Regions from separate parts of the Homo sapiens genome. Here all the other regions are linked to region 3. A link is a loop called in an ENCODE intact Hi-C map of the cell type or tissue named here. Cell type or tissue: A673. All regions are shown on one strand. Each heading gives the region's core, and the rest is flanking DNA. Links, peaks and the distances in the headings are about the cores only.

The links. A loop is a pair of places that touch in the nucleus more often than their neighbours do. Peaks named below come from ENCODE experiments on the same cell type or tissue, not always from the same donor. Only the 100,000 strongest peaks of a DNase experiment are listed, where the experiment ranks them.
Region 1: a loop joins it to region 3, with 5 times the contacts of the local background. A loop is called at or near these places in 18 of 110 quality-filtered maps.
Region 2: a loop joins it to region 3, with 8 times the contacts of the local background. A loop is called at or near these places in 7 of 110 quality-filtered maps.

Annotation. Positions count from the first base shown.
Region 1 is chr18:52,286,954-52,291,190 of GRCh38, reverse strand. No RefSeq gene overlaps it. Among named protein-coding and RNA genes, the nearest start is that of DCC, 51 kb to the left of the region's middle. In A673, for the core only: a CTCF peak has its summit at 2,575 (motif pointing right); a DNase peak (open chromatin) is centred at 3,800; H3K4me3 peaks cover 294 bases; H3K27ac peaks cover 613 bases.
Region 2 is chr18:53,378,216-53,382,452 of GRCh38, reverse strand. All of the region lies in intron 15 of DCC (DCC netrin 1 receptor), which reads right to left. Among named protein-coding and RNA genes, the nearest start is that of MIR4528, 140 kb to the right of the region's middle. In A673, for the core only: CTCF peaks have their summits at 2,023 and 2,223; a DNase peak (open chromatin) is centred at 2,212.
Region 3 is chr18:51,666,047-51,670,588 of GRCh38, reverse strand. No RefSeq gene overlaps it. Among named protein-coding and RNA genes, the nearest start is that of LINC01630, 280 kb to the right of the region's middle. In A673, for the core only: a CTCF peak has its summit at 2,315 (motif pointing left); DNase peaks (open chromatin) are centred at 2,238, 3,448 and 3,718; H3K4me3 peaks cover 505 bases; H3K27ac peaks cover 938 bases.

The DNA of each region.
Region 1 (4,237 bases), core at 238-4,237, 620 kb before region 3:
AAAAATATTTTAAACATATTATGTATATTTATTGAACCATTACATATTATAACATTGTTTTAAATGAACACATATTTTATTACATAGTTGACTAATGTCTCATGTTAGATATGTTGATTTTTATTTTTACCTTTTCAAATAATGCACTGATGAGTATTCTAAAAAAAATCTTAGTATACATCTTGTTTATTTATTTAAGTTTCTATAAATGGAATTGTTGTGCTAAAACATGTATAAAATGTAAAATTCCTGATACATATGGCCAAAATATCCTCCAGAAAGTTTATTTTTTGTCTAATTAACATCCTTGGGAAACCATTAGGACAGTGTTATAAATACTCAAATGTTTCATTTATGAGGTGCAGTAACTTACATCCATTCACCATATGATCAACCCTTTTTACACACAAAGTGATATTAAATAATTTGATCTATTCACTAACACTAAACTTGACTCCAAATTAATTCAGCTGTTATCAAACACCAATTCACTTTGAGAGAATAAAGGGCTAAGAAAAAAATAGCTAACTTTAAAAATAAGCAGACAAATGAGCAAACAAATGACAAAAACAAAAGCAAAAGACCTGTGACTCCATGTATGAAGGGGGTCTTAGAAAATGTTCTAAAACATGATTTCAATGTGGTCAATATCGTTAGACTAAGGACATAATCTTCCAGTATTAATATATGAAAAATTAACTCTCATATGGAACTCTAACACTGACATTCGCCTAAACATGATTTATTTCATTACTTCAAATTCCTATCTATATACATAATAAATACCGACTCCTTTGGAGTATTTAAATTTCTTTACTTTCGATGGAACAGGCAATAACACTAGCTTCCTTTAAGAAGCAACTTCGTAAGATGAACTTAGGGTCAGTCAGACTTGATATCCAGCTCCAACTTTTTGGCGAATCCCTTAACCTACATAAGCCTCAACTTTTTTGTCTATAACAGAGGCAAACTACCTACCTCATTAAGATTAAGAGGTTTAAATAAGGTAAAGTAGGCAGAGCACCTGGTAGCTGACCTCACTGTTTTTACATTTTCTGTTTCTTCCATGGTGAACAAGGCTGTCTTAGGAAATTGTGAACAGGCATATTCCCAAAGGAAATGAATGATACTAAATGGGAGCCAGGAGTAGCCCTTGAACATTTTACAAAGCTTTAGCTTTGCTCTGTGTTAACAATTCCTGGCCTGCACAGGCAGCTAGTGAGAAAAATGATACTATTGAAGGCATGATATTGGAATGAGAATGGAATTCAAGTATCTCAGTAATAATAATGAGAAAAAAAATACAGAAATGCAAGAAGCTATGGTTAAGCATTGCATTTTGCCACTGAATGTCAAGGCAATTTTTGGATACTCTGATTTTTGTCTAAATGATTTTCTCCAAGATTAGATGGCATTGTAATGCCACCAAATAAATAATGCTTACATTCTGGTTCCACAGCTGACTGATGGCTTCTGAGTAGAAATTGAATGAACAGTTTAATGGTAGTTCAAATAGTAGCAAATAGTTGTTTGCCAGTTTACAATCACTTATTCTCATTCGCTCTCTGTCATTTTCTGAGCTATGTTGCAGTTAAGAAAGCTGTCATACAAAATGAAAGTGGCTTTTTCAAGCAGAAAACAAATGTACTCTGGCTGGCAGACTGGCATTTAATCATTCAGTCTCTTAGAGTCATTACTCTGCTGTGAGCATAAAACATCCTGCATTGTTTATGGAGGAGGAGATAGGCTGTGAACACCTGGCCCATGTGGCATCTTTTGCCAACCTCTGCAAGTAGGTACCACCGAAGTCTTTGTTGTCAGTCTGGGAAGTGATCCTTCTTGGTGTGACAGCTGGGTTTATCAGCAGTGGCAGCAGTAGAATGCCTCTGGGACTATGGCTCCCAGATTCAAACCTCCTGGTTTGGGGGTGAGGGTGTTATAGGGTGGTACTCACTCTTTGGCTTGGATCATGGTATCACTCTCTATGGCTCAGTGATTGGAAGCTATTTAAAATACAAGTTTCCTGTGGTCCTCTCTGATTTTTCACCCATTTACATAAACGAGTTAACAAATGTAGACTCTAGTGTCTTCTGATAACACTGAAAAAAATAAATATTCCCTCCAGTTTTAGAAAATGCAGGAAGGCATAATCACAAATGTAAAGGAAACATTGCTGATATTCTGGAGGATTGGATGAATGGATCTCTGAAAATCTCCAGACGGGCTTGCAGGTAAACCTAAGAGTTTAAAGCAGAGGTTGGCAAACTTTTTCTGTAAAGGGACACACATTGAATATCTTTGCTTTTTTCTGCAATCTACTCTCTGTCATAACTATGCAACTCTGTTGTGTGAAAGCAGCCACAGACAATATGTAAACAAACGGGCACAGCTGTCCATAAAACTTTATTTTCCAAAACAGAGATGGTTTGCCTTTCCGAATGATTTGTGTACATCCAGAGCCCCTTCTCCCACCCTTCTCCACCATCCCCCTACCCAACCCCATGCATTTTAGTGGGCTGGTGTCTTTGGGGAGAAGGTAAAAGGTGTTGATTAAATTCACCTGCACAGAGCAGTGGCAAATTACGCATGCCCACAAGTGGGCGCTGTGCTCCCTAGCACCGGCCCCAGGTAGCTCACGATTAGATAATACCATTCCTAAAAATTCAGAAATAGCTGATTTTCCTCTGGACTCTATCTGTACCCTCCAGGTAGAAGGGTAAAATAAAGATGTTGTGTTATTGAAAGAGAAGTAATGTATTTTCTTCTTTCCACTGGTTGAATATATAAATATATCTGGTTAAATGTTTCCTTCTGAAGCCACAGTCTCAATTCCTTTGAGTGAAACGAATATTTTGATGAATATTATTAATAGAACAGCCTCAAGGATTGGAAAACTCAAACTTTGGAATTTTCTCCAAGTTATCATGCATGCATATTCACACTTAGGCTTTCCATTTGTATGTCTTTTAGAATAGTTCCTTGGAATACCACAATTTTTGCTATATTTAATTGTTTCTCATAAAGGGCTATTAATACTGTACTAAGTTTGGTTAATTCAATTAATTTAAAAAGATGCTCATCTGTCCTCTACTCTATACAATTCAAATTCTTCACTTTCCAATGCTGTGTTCAGGCGTTCTCTCCATGTATTCCATAACATTCCTTTATTACAGATGATGGACTGCAGAAAGTTCTCATTCTTTCTTCTATGCTTTGACATTTGGAGGTTCCTTTATGAGGAACCAGTGGTATAATTGTCAAAGGTGTGGACAGCAGAGTTTCCATTCAATCCACTATTTGGTTCCAGATAATTATTAGGTATCCTCCATTTCAGGAAAAATATAGATTGATATTTAAAGGACCAGGTGCATTGGCAAGGCGGGTTATCATACATGAAAACAGAAGAGACTAAACTAGGTTGTTTAATTTGAAAGAAGGCATGAGACCATTGAATATATCATTAGGAAAACTTAGAGAGAATGTATTAAATTTGTGATTTATATTGTTTTTTTACGTGTCAAAAGTATTGATGTAGACTCAGGAGCAGGGATTGGCTTAACATTTTTTTGAAATAAAATGTGTTATAAATAAATAAATGATGGCTGCCCTTAGGCCTCTGTGTGCCTTTCATTGTTGCCAAAAGAGATTCATACCATCTTCTAAATCCAATTAGACTACCCATCAGAGGTGTTAGAAGTCAAACTCTTCTAGGGAAGTCTGTACAGCAAAAACAATCTCTATTTTTCCCTTACAGGAAAGATCATGATAAATCAATGCCAAGCTTGCAAGTACATTTGTATCTCTACTGAAATTCAGCACCCTACTGAGTTCTCTAAGGCACAGGAAATAAGAGAAATACCAGGAATGTTTTCACAATAGAACGTGAAGAAAAATGTCTTATTCATCAGTTCCCAAGACTCAGCTTCAGGAGCTGAAGTTAAAACCACCACATATTATCAGGAGTTGATAATAGGTTATTTGCTTTCAGTAAGAAATAGAAAAAGAAAGGCCAGAGGGAAAAATAAGCTAACACCAGTTAAAAAGAGATATTTTTGTTATTAAAGTGTTAGGCGGAAACTTACACCCATGCAGGATTTTGTGAATCGCCTGGCACCCCTGCATGTCAGGGCCATCCTTCCTGCAATAGTTGCGTCTTTCATCTTCTCATCATGCAGCCACATAAGGATCTTTCTTATTAGATCTGGTTTGATTTCCACCCCTTGTGAAAAATTGTTTA
Region 2 (4,237 bases), core at 238-4,237, 1.7 Mb before region 3:
GAATAAGGGTAGGACTAAGAAGCACTATAGGAGGAAGAAAACATTTCAGTGAAAAAATGGTGAAAATACAATTAGGTAGATCAAAAAGTACACTTTTTTTTCCACTGGGAAATATATTCTTTTGAGTTATTGCAGGATGGACTACGTCTGATTTCAAATATATGAATCATCTATGCACCAAAAATGTAAACATTTTTATTAGGCTTGAGCCATTTAAAATTGCCTTTTTGCAGTTCAAATTCCATTCGCAATTTGAATACATCTCCGTATTTGCATCTATCTAAGTGTTTATCAAAAGAGTGAAAAAGTGATCAGAAATTCCACACTCAAGTGCTTAGGAGGTAGGGGTGTGTGTGTGTGTGTGTGTGTGTGTGTGTGTGTGTTGTTTTTAATCAGAGAGAGAGAGAAAAGAAAAACGGCTAGATTTGGCTACAGTGTATGAGAGCCACTAGGTCAGAGAGGATCTTGGAAAGTATATGATTGATCTAAAGAGTGGAGCCACTATTCAGGTCCAAGATAATATTAGTGTATGGAAGGTAGTCCCAGTTTTGTCAGATTATCTGGAAATCCAGATTTTTATGAGAAATTATCAAATTTTTCAGTGTTGGCAGATAATTTAAATAAATACAATAAATTCCTGTCCTGGAAAATACAATAAATACAATAAATTTCCTATCCTGGAAAAACTATCTCTCTGGACTGAATCCAAGCCTGTGGTCATTAGTCTATAACCTTGGACAGATTCCTACATACCCAACTACATGCCAATATACATATAATCCCGGAAAAATAGATACTGAAGTCTGGTCTTCCATAGTCAAGCCGTCAACCTTTAGAGCAACAACAAACTAGAAACTTTATATGATGTGGTAAGGTGGTGGTGGGGGGGGGGTGGGGGGTAAATATAAAAGAATGAAACAGGTGTTTATGCTAGGAGATTTGAAGTGATTGTTTTATATTCACAGGTCCAATTTGGATTAGGATTCAAAGAATGTTCTACTTAATAGGAAGCCTTTGACTTCCTAATCAGGGTTAACAGCTGTAGCTTATGGATGGTCAGCATAGTCCATGAGACACTAAATTCATGTCTTCATTTTTCTGTTCCCACCACCCAGATGCTTAATTTATAGCTCCATAGAAAATGCACTCTGTAAAAGCTTCTGTAACATTACTGGATTATTACCTTTCAGTCTTTCAGGGTGTATATTATTTCTTTTTTAAAAAAGAAAAAAAATTAAAAATACCTTACTTGGTACTGAGAATACAAGATTCTCATTGTATTGGTTTGAATTTTTAACTTAATCTGAAGCAGTCATCATTTCTTCATCTCCTAACCCCCATAAATTTGAGGTAACTGTCATTCCAAAACAGACTCTTGCTAATATTGATACCTACCAAATCTCGAGTCATCTGAGTAATGACAGCTTCTTTCACTTGATCTTTAGCCATGGTATAGAATATGCTGAGTCGAGAGCTTTATAATTTACTCTCTGTTGGATTAATGAATTATACTAATCACTGTATTTCACCAATACCTACTATGCTGTGCACATCTTAGAGAAGATCAACCTTACACTTAAACAAAAAGTGGTAACAGCTTAGCCCCGTAAAAAGTAAACACACTTGCAATGGACTTGTAACTGGTATAAGAATATCCCATAGAGCTAGGAGTCCTGAAGATGTTTTGGCTCAATGTTTTCCTATCGTCAGTTAGTAACTTGAGGCTCAGGTAAGGTCAATGGTTTTTCTAAAGTAATGCAGAACTACCTAAGTAATAAAGGCTTGGGAAGACTCCACAACCCCTTTGACTGCCTTTTCCAGGAGCTTTCTTTTATGCTTTTCACACTTTAACTGCTCATAAACATCTTTTGGGGAGTCTAGCCTCTGTATTGTGCTCTTGCCAAACTGCATTCTGGACCTACTGAGGAAACAATAGGATTTTGTTCCGGTCCTGATAAAGTTTGATCCAATAATTGATCTTCCAGAACAAAAAACAAGAAAATATTGTACATTTATTAGTTAACAAGTGGGCTATAGTGCTTTGATATCCTTTTATATTGTGATGGAGGTATTTTGTTTGAATGTATATGGAAGAGGAAAGATGCTTTAAGTGTGAATTGGGAGCAAGAGAGAATGAGGGTTTTCTACCAGTATGTAAGAAGGGTGTAATTTACCACTGTGCCACTGGAGAGCAATGTGGAACTATTTTCCTGCACATGCTCAGAGCTCTTAAACTTTAAAACCAGTAAATCACAAAAGAATTGCCTAGAATTGCTCCCTCTACAGAAGCATCAAATGAGTTAAACACATTTAATATTATCATGATGATTCCAAATGAATTAATCATTAATTATGGCCAGACCCCATTGTGCAGGAATACACTTAGTGACAATCATGACAGTAAGTGTATTTTTTTGTACTTGCTAAAATGTTGCAAATATATAGGCTTAAAAATTTATCAGTTGCCTCTGCAAAATAAAGCTCAGCAGTATTTTCTTCTTTGAATTTACTGTGATTTAATCATACTGAAATAATTTGAAAATAAATTTCCAAATAATAATTTGGAAGTCCACGGGAATTCTTTTAAATCAAGAATATTCTGGGTTATTTAGCAGATTTGAAATTATTGATCAGATTTTCATTATTGTTTGGCCAACCTTTCTTGTAGAACACCTCAGTTTGGGATAAAGGAAACTGAAGAAATATTTAGTAACTCGTTGAGCATCCAAAATAGATGGCTCTTGGCCAGTATATTCTCTGTGGCCAGGAAAGGAGAAAATAAATGCACATTCGTTGATCACAGAGATTGAAAAAGACAAGAAATGGGTAATCAGGAAAAGCCTGGGTTCTCCTTCCCCTGAGACTTGGTAGGTGAGAGACCCATTATTCTAAGAGCTTTTTTTGAGGCTTCCCTGAAGGTAAGAGATGAATGTCTTTCTCTGGGGCTGAGGGAATGAATCAAGAAACCTGTAGACAGCTCTTCAGGGCTAGACCAAGATGCTGTACTTGGCGACAAAAGCTGGGGAGAACATCATTATTTTTAATTAATATTTTGTGTGAATTAAATGCCAGTGGCATGTGCCAGATTGACAGCCCAGAGTCCTTTATTCATTACAGATTATATACTTCACTCACTGGCCTCATCCATGCCAAGTTCTTGTCGGGGCCCACTCTGCATGTTCCTGCATCTTTTGCCCTCTCTGTTAGCACTGCCAACAAGTCAATTAGAGAAAATTAGAGTGGTAGCTGCTTTGCTAACGCAGATACCTGCTCATTGCAATGAACCAGGGCTTCCACATTCACAGAATATAGGCCATGGGATTGCTGTCAGACGGTAAATGTTACTGAACACCTTTGACCCCACTGGACCCAAACTGTTTAATTAAATGTAGTGGGTGGAGAGACAATATGGATGATTGCATTGGTCTCTTAAAAGGATGAGCAACACATATTTGAGAAAGATGCCATTTGTATAATGCATTCAATTCTACTTCATTACATATACTCCTTTATAAACGTAATTAATAGCTAATCTAATGGCATCCTGATAAAGATTTTTCTTTTTTTCTTTTCTAGAAATACTGTCCAAAGAATGGTCAGTTTATGACATGTTTTCTCATTTATCAGTCTTGCAGATACCAGCTACTCACCTACTCAGTGTGAGAAAGTATTTGACTCCAAGGAAGAAAAATTAGGGTACATTTTCAATCTTCTACTAAAGTGTATTACCGGGAAGAAAATCAGGTCAAAACATGCTTAGTGAGAAATGTTTCAGTGCTGGGCAGATAGAAGGTGCTTAACAAATATTTGTTGAATTGCTGAATGTATGAGACACAGAAAGGCTAAATTATTTACTGAAGGTTGAATAGCAAGTCCCTAATCAATTTGATCATGGAACTCAGATTTCCTGATCCTAAACTGCACATACTGATACCAGTAGGTGTGTGAAAAAATGAATCCAAAGATATTTTATAATATTTTCCTCTCTCACTTGCATATTCACATTCAATCTTCATCCTTCCATTTGTTCATTCAAAGGGACACTCAACAATCGCCATTGAACATCTTCTGTAAGATATATTATGTATTTTATAAGCTCTCTAGAGTACATAAAGATTAAAAAACAAAAACAAAAACCATTATTTTCCCTAATGAACCTTTTAATAAAAAAATTGTGTTGGAGGTTTAAAAGAAAATCAGGGTCGGGCTCACACCTGTAATTCCAGCACTTTGGGAG
Region 3 (4,542 bases), core at 257-4,256:
AAACACAGGTCTTTCTAAAGATCAGCTTATCTGTCTACTCAAAAGTATGTAGAATCCTACTGAACTCAAACTCTTTTTTTTTTTTTTTTTTTTGAGACAGAGTCGCTCTGTCGCCCAGGCTGGCGGGCAGTGGCGGGATCTCGGCTCACCGCAAGCTCCGCCTCCCGAGTTCACGCCATTCTCCTGCCTCAGCCTCCCGAGTAGCAGGGACTACAGACACCCACCACCTCGCCTGGCTAATTTTTTGTATTTTTTAGTAGACACGGGGTTTCACCGTGTTAGCCAGGATGGTTGCAATCTCCAATCTCCTGACCTCGTGATCCGCCCGCCTCGGCCTCCCAAAGTGCTGGGATTACAGGCGTGAGCCACCGCGCCCAGCTGAACTGAAACTCTTTAACCTGCCATGCAAAGCTGCCTGACATATGGCTCTCACCTAAGCTTGCAGCAGCCTTGCTCACTATGTCTGCTCTCCTACTCTGTGTTCCCCATTCAGTCTCTTCTTGCAGACTTCTTTATTTTGTGCTTGCCATTTCTTAATGCAAAAATCTCTTCCTCTCCTTTTATCTTTATATGAATACATCCTACCACTGAACCCTCAGCTGAAATAATTTTTGTCTTGCTCTATACTTTTCCGTACTTACCGTAGAGTCTTTGTCTTTTCTCTGACATTATCGTGATATTCACATTTATTGTCTTTTCTCCTACCACAAAGTCTCCAGAGAAGACAATCCTGCCTGATACATCTTAGTTTCCCACAAAACATTCAGCACAATGAAAATACTCCATAAATATTTTCATAAATATTTGCATAAACATGTGCTGAATGCATGGACACAGGGCAGGGAACATCACACACTGGGGCCTGTTGGGGGGTGGGGGGCTGGGGGAGGGATAGCATTAGGAGATATACCTAATGTAAATGACGAGTTGATGGGTGCAGCAAACAAACATGGCACATGTATATCTATGTAACAAACCTGCACATTGTGCACACGTACCCTAGAACTTAAAGTATAATAAAAAAAAAAAAATGTGTTGAATGAATGAGGTCACTCTCAGTATTTAATAAGAATAAAAATAAATACTGCCTTAAAGATTAATCATTCTGCTGGGCTTCGGGGACATCATCCTTCTATACTGTAAGGAACTGTCATCTTACTGTGATTTTGTCTTTTCATGAAATAGAATTTTTAAAGGAACCACCTATTACTGAGGGTGCCAATTAATTGAGCTCCAGCTATCCGAGGTTTACCAGGTCTACATAGATGATCTATTACAGAATTCCCTTCCCACTTCCCCGGTCATGCCCTCTCCTGCCCTGCCTGATTCCTAATCCTGTCAAAGCCTGACCTAGGTCTATCCTTCCCTGAACGCTTCCCCAGCTGTAGGGAATTAATATTGAGTTCTGCTTGTGCGAGGCACTGTTGTATTCCAAGACACAGGGATAGGTTTTCCTATGAACTCTCAGAGCAAATTTGTTGACATGATGTACTTAGCAGAAACTACCTTTTGTGTTACTGGATTGACTAAATTTCTTATCGTCTCTAGTAGACTGGATTTTTCCTTGAGGAAAGGGATGATATTGTACATCTGTTATTTTAAACCCTAATAACTGGATCATATCCAGTAGTATTACTATAAGGCTTCCAAGCACCTCAGTCAGCTCAGCCCTACAGGTAGCTTCTTCAGAGACAGCCACCATGTAAAACCCAGCCACAGCATCTCACACACATACCAGTTCTGATATCCTCCTTTAAAGACAAGCCTGCCACCAGCTGTTTTCCTCTGAGCTTTGATCGCTAAGCCTCAGGGTGGGTGAGCATTTTTTGAGGCTGCCAATCCAAGCTTTGTCCACCATGTAATGGACATGAATACTGAACTGGTGTTGCTGTACTGGGTTCTAGTAAACAAAGGGTATCAGCTGGTCACACCATTCTGACCACGATGAGGACCAGGAAAAAATAAAATGGCAGAATTTATCCCTAAAGCAAGTGTGTATATGTGTGTGTGTTTCTGTGTGTGTGATAAAATAATGACCCCCCCACCGCCCCCCCACCCGACAGGTTATAATGCCTATCCTTGTATAGTGTTGCTTGCCAAGGTCCCAGAGGGAAAGAATAAGTTGTAATTGTACAAAATTCAATAGAACCCCAAACATGACAGTACACGAAATCTGCACATGAATTAGAAAGCATAAGTCATGTGCGTTCTCCGGCGGCGGTAGCAGGGCAAATTTTCCCATCAATGAAAGTAAAAATAAAGCTAAGCTATGAGCGCCACCTCGTGGAGAAATCTCTCACTGCACTAACCTCTTCCACTGAGGGGCCAGGTGGAAATGCCAGGGGCGGGGTGCACCCCTGGATGTGATCATCTGCTGTTGCTCATACTCCATCTCACCCACGACATTAGGCCACTTCCTTGGCACACAGGGAATTGGGGGTAGTTGCCTTAGTCCTCGCCCTCTGATGTGAACAGCAGTTGATACAAGACAGTGACACCGGGATAGCTGGTGTGATGCTGTTAGCTGGTACAACAAAAACAAAAGCCCTGATGCACACTCATGAGTATATGTACCATTCACACACTCATACAGAGGACCCCGATGCACATTCATGAGTGTATGTATTACTCACACATTCATACAAAGGACCCCGATGCACATTTATGAGTGTGTGTATCACTCACACATTTATCCATAGGATCCCGACGCACATTCATGAGTGTGTGTATCACTCACAGACTCATACATAGGATCCCAACCCACATTCATGAGCATATGTATCATTCACATTCATCCATAGGACCCTGATGCACATTCATGAGTGTATGTATCACTCACACATTCATACATAGGATCCCAACGCACATTCATGAGCGTATGTATCACTCACACATTCATCCATAGGACCCCGATGCACATTCATGAGTGTATGTATCACTCACACATTCATACATAGGACCCCGATGCACATTCATGAGTGTGTGTATCAGTCACACACTCATACACAGGACTCCGAGGGACCCTTCTCCCTTCCCCGTGTCCTGACAAGTGAGACGCTCTGTACTCTCCTTTTTCGAACTTCATTGCCTTTTCAGGACTTCCCTTTGCCCTTGAAGGACATTGTGACCCATGCAAATTCTGGGATGGGACTGGCTGTAAATCCTACAGCAGATAGTAGCCAGTAGGATCTGTCCTGGTACTGGCAACGTGGCAACGGTCTAAGGATATCCCTGGCAAGTTGTGTCATTCACCGAGTTTACTTTCTATCCTAGGCAGTGACATGGACTTAAATTTGTCACGCGAGTTTGAATTGCTAGTCAAGACTGAAAGAGAGGCTGGAACTGGACTCCTGGGTTCAATCTTCAAAGCGTTTCTGTCTAGCAGCTGCCATTTCAGACAAGCTCCTCGGTGAGGGAATCAATGAGACAGCATTTATCTTCCTGACAGAATGGCCCCCTGTGAGGCTGTTTGCTTTTGTGCTGGCACTGCAGCTGAGGAAGATACGGCTTAGATCCAGGCCCTGCCTCAGTGTCTTCGCAAAGGGACAGATTTTCCTCACCACAGTGACCACACTGAAGCCACTGACAGGGCAGGAGCCTTGGGGTTGCAGGTCCGGCAGCGGGACAGAGGTTCTCAGCAGAGGCCAGACTTGAGAGAGCTGCATGCTGTTCAGGCGGGAGCCTTGTCTTTGTGAGCTGGAGCTGTTGGCTGCCTGCCATTTGTACAGCCAGAAGGAGTGTGTGTCTGTGGGAAATGCATCCGCAGAGTCAGGCAGACCTGGATTACATCTTGGAGCAGATGCTACCAACCCTGTAACCTTTCTTAACTCACTTCACCTCCCTGGGTCTCATAGTTGCCATCTATACAATGGGGATAATACTGCTTCCCTCATGGGATTATTATAAGATCTAATGAATACAACAGTGCCTCGCACAAGCAGGACTCAATATTAATTCCCTACAGTTTTATCTTTGGAAAATAAGAAAACAACTATTTGTGTTTGTGTATGTCTGTGTTTATAATTTTTTGCATACGCTTAATAACAATGAAAATGTATTTCTTTGGACACCACAACTTTTTAAAACTAAAGCGCATTGTTTTATTTTAGATTATTTAAAGAAATTAGCACTTAGATACCATGTTTTCACAATTTTTTCTTTTAGTACTTTAAAGATACTATGTGATCCCTATGAAACATAAGTACAACTGGATATTTTACAAACTAGGAAATCTTTTTGCAACCAATCTTATTTGTTTTTCAGATAATACTCCATCAGTAAATAAGTCTTTGCCATTGGTAATTTTTTATTTCCTGCAAGGCAGAGTTATTTTTTCTTGGTAACAGAAACATTTATTAAACACTTAGATGTGTTAGGCAGTGTTCTGCTTTTTTGTGTTTTCTAAATTTATTTTAGAAACAAAATTTACTGTTCTTGGTATACAGTTTTATGAATGTTGACAAATGCATAGTGTCACAGACCCAGCATCACAATTGATACAGAATATTTCTATCACCTTCCACAAAAAAATTCATTCTTGCT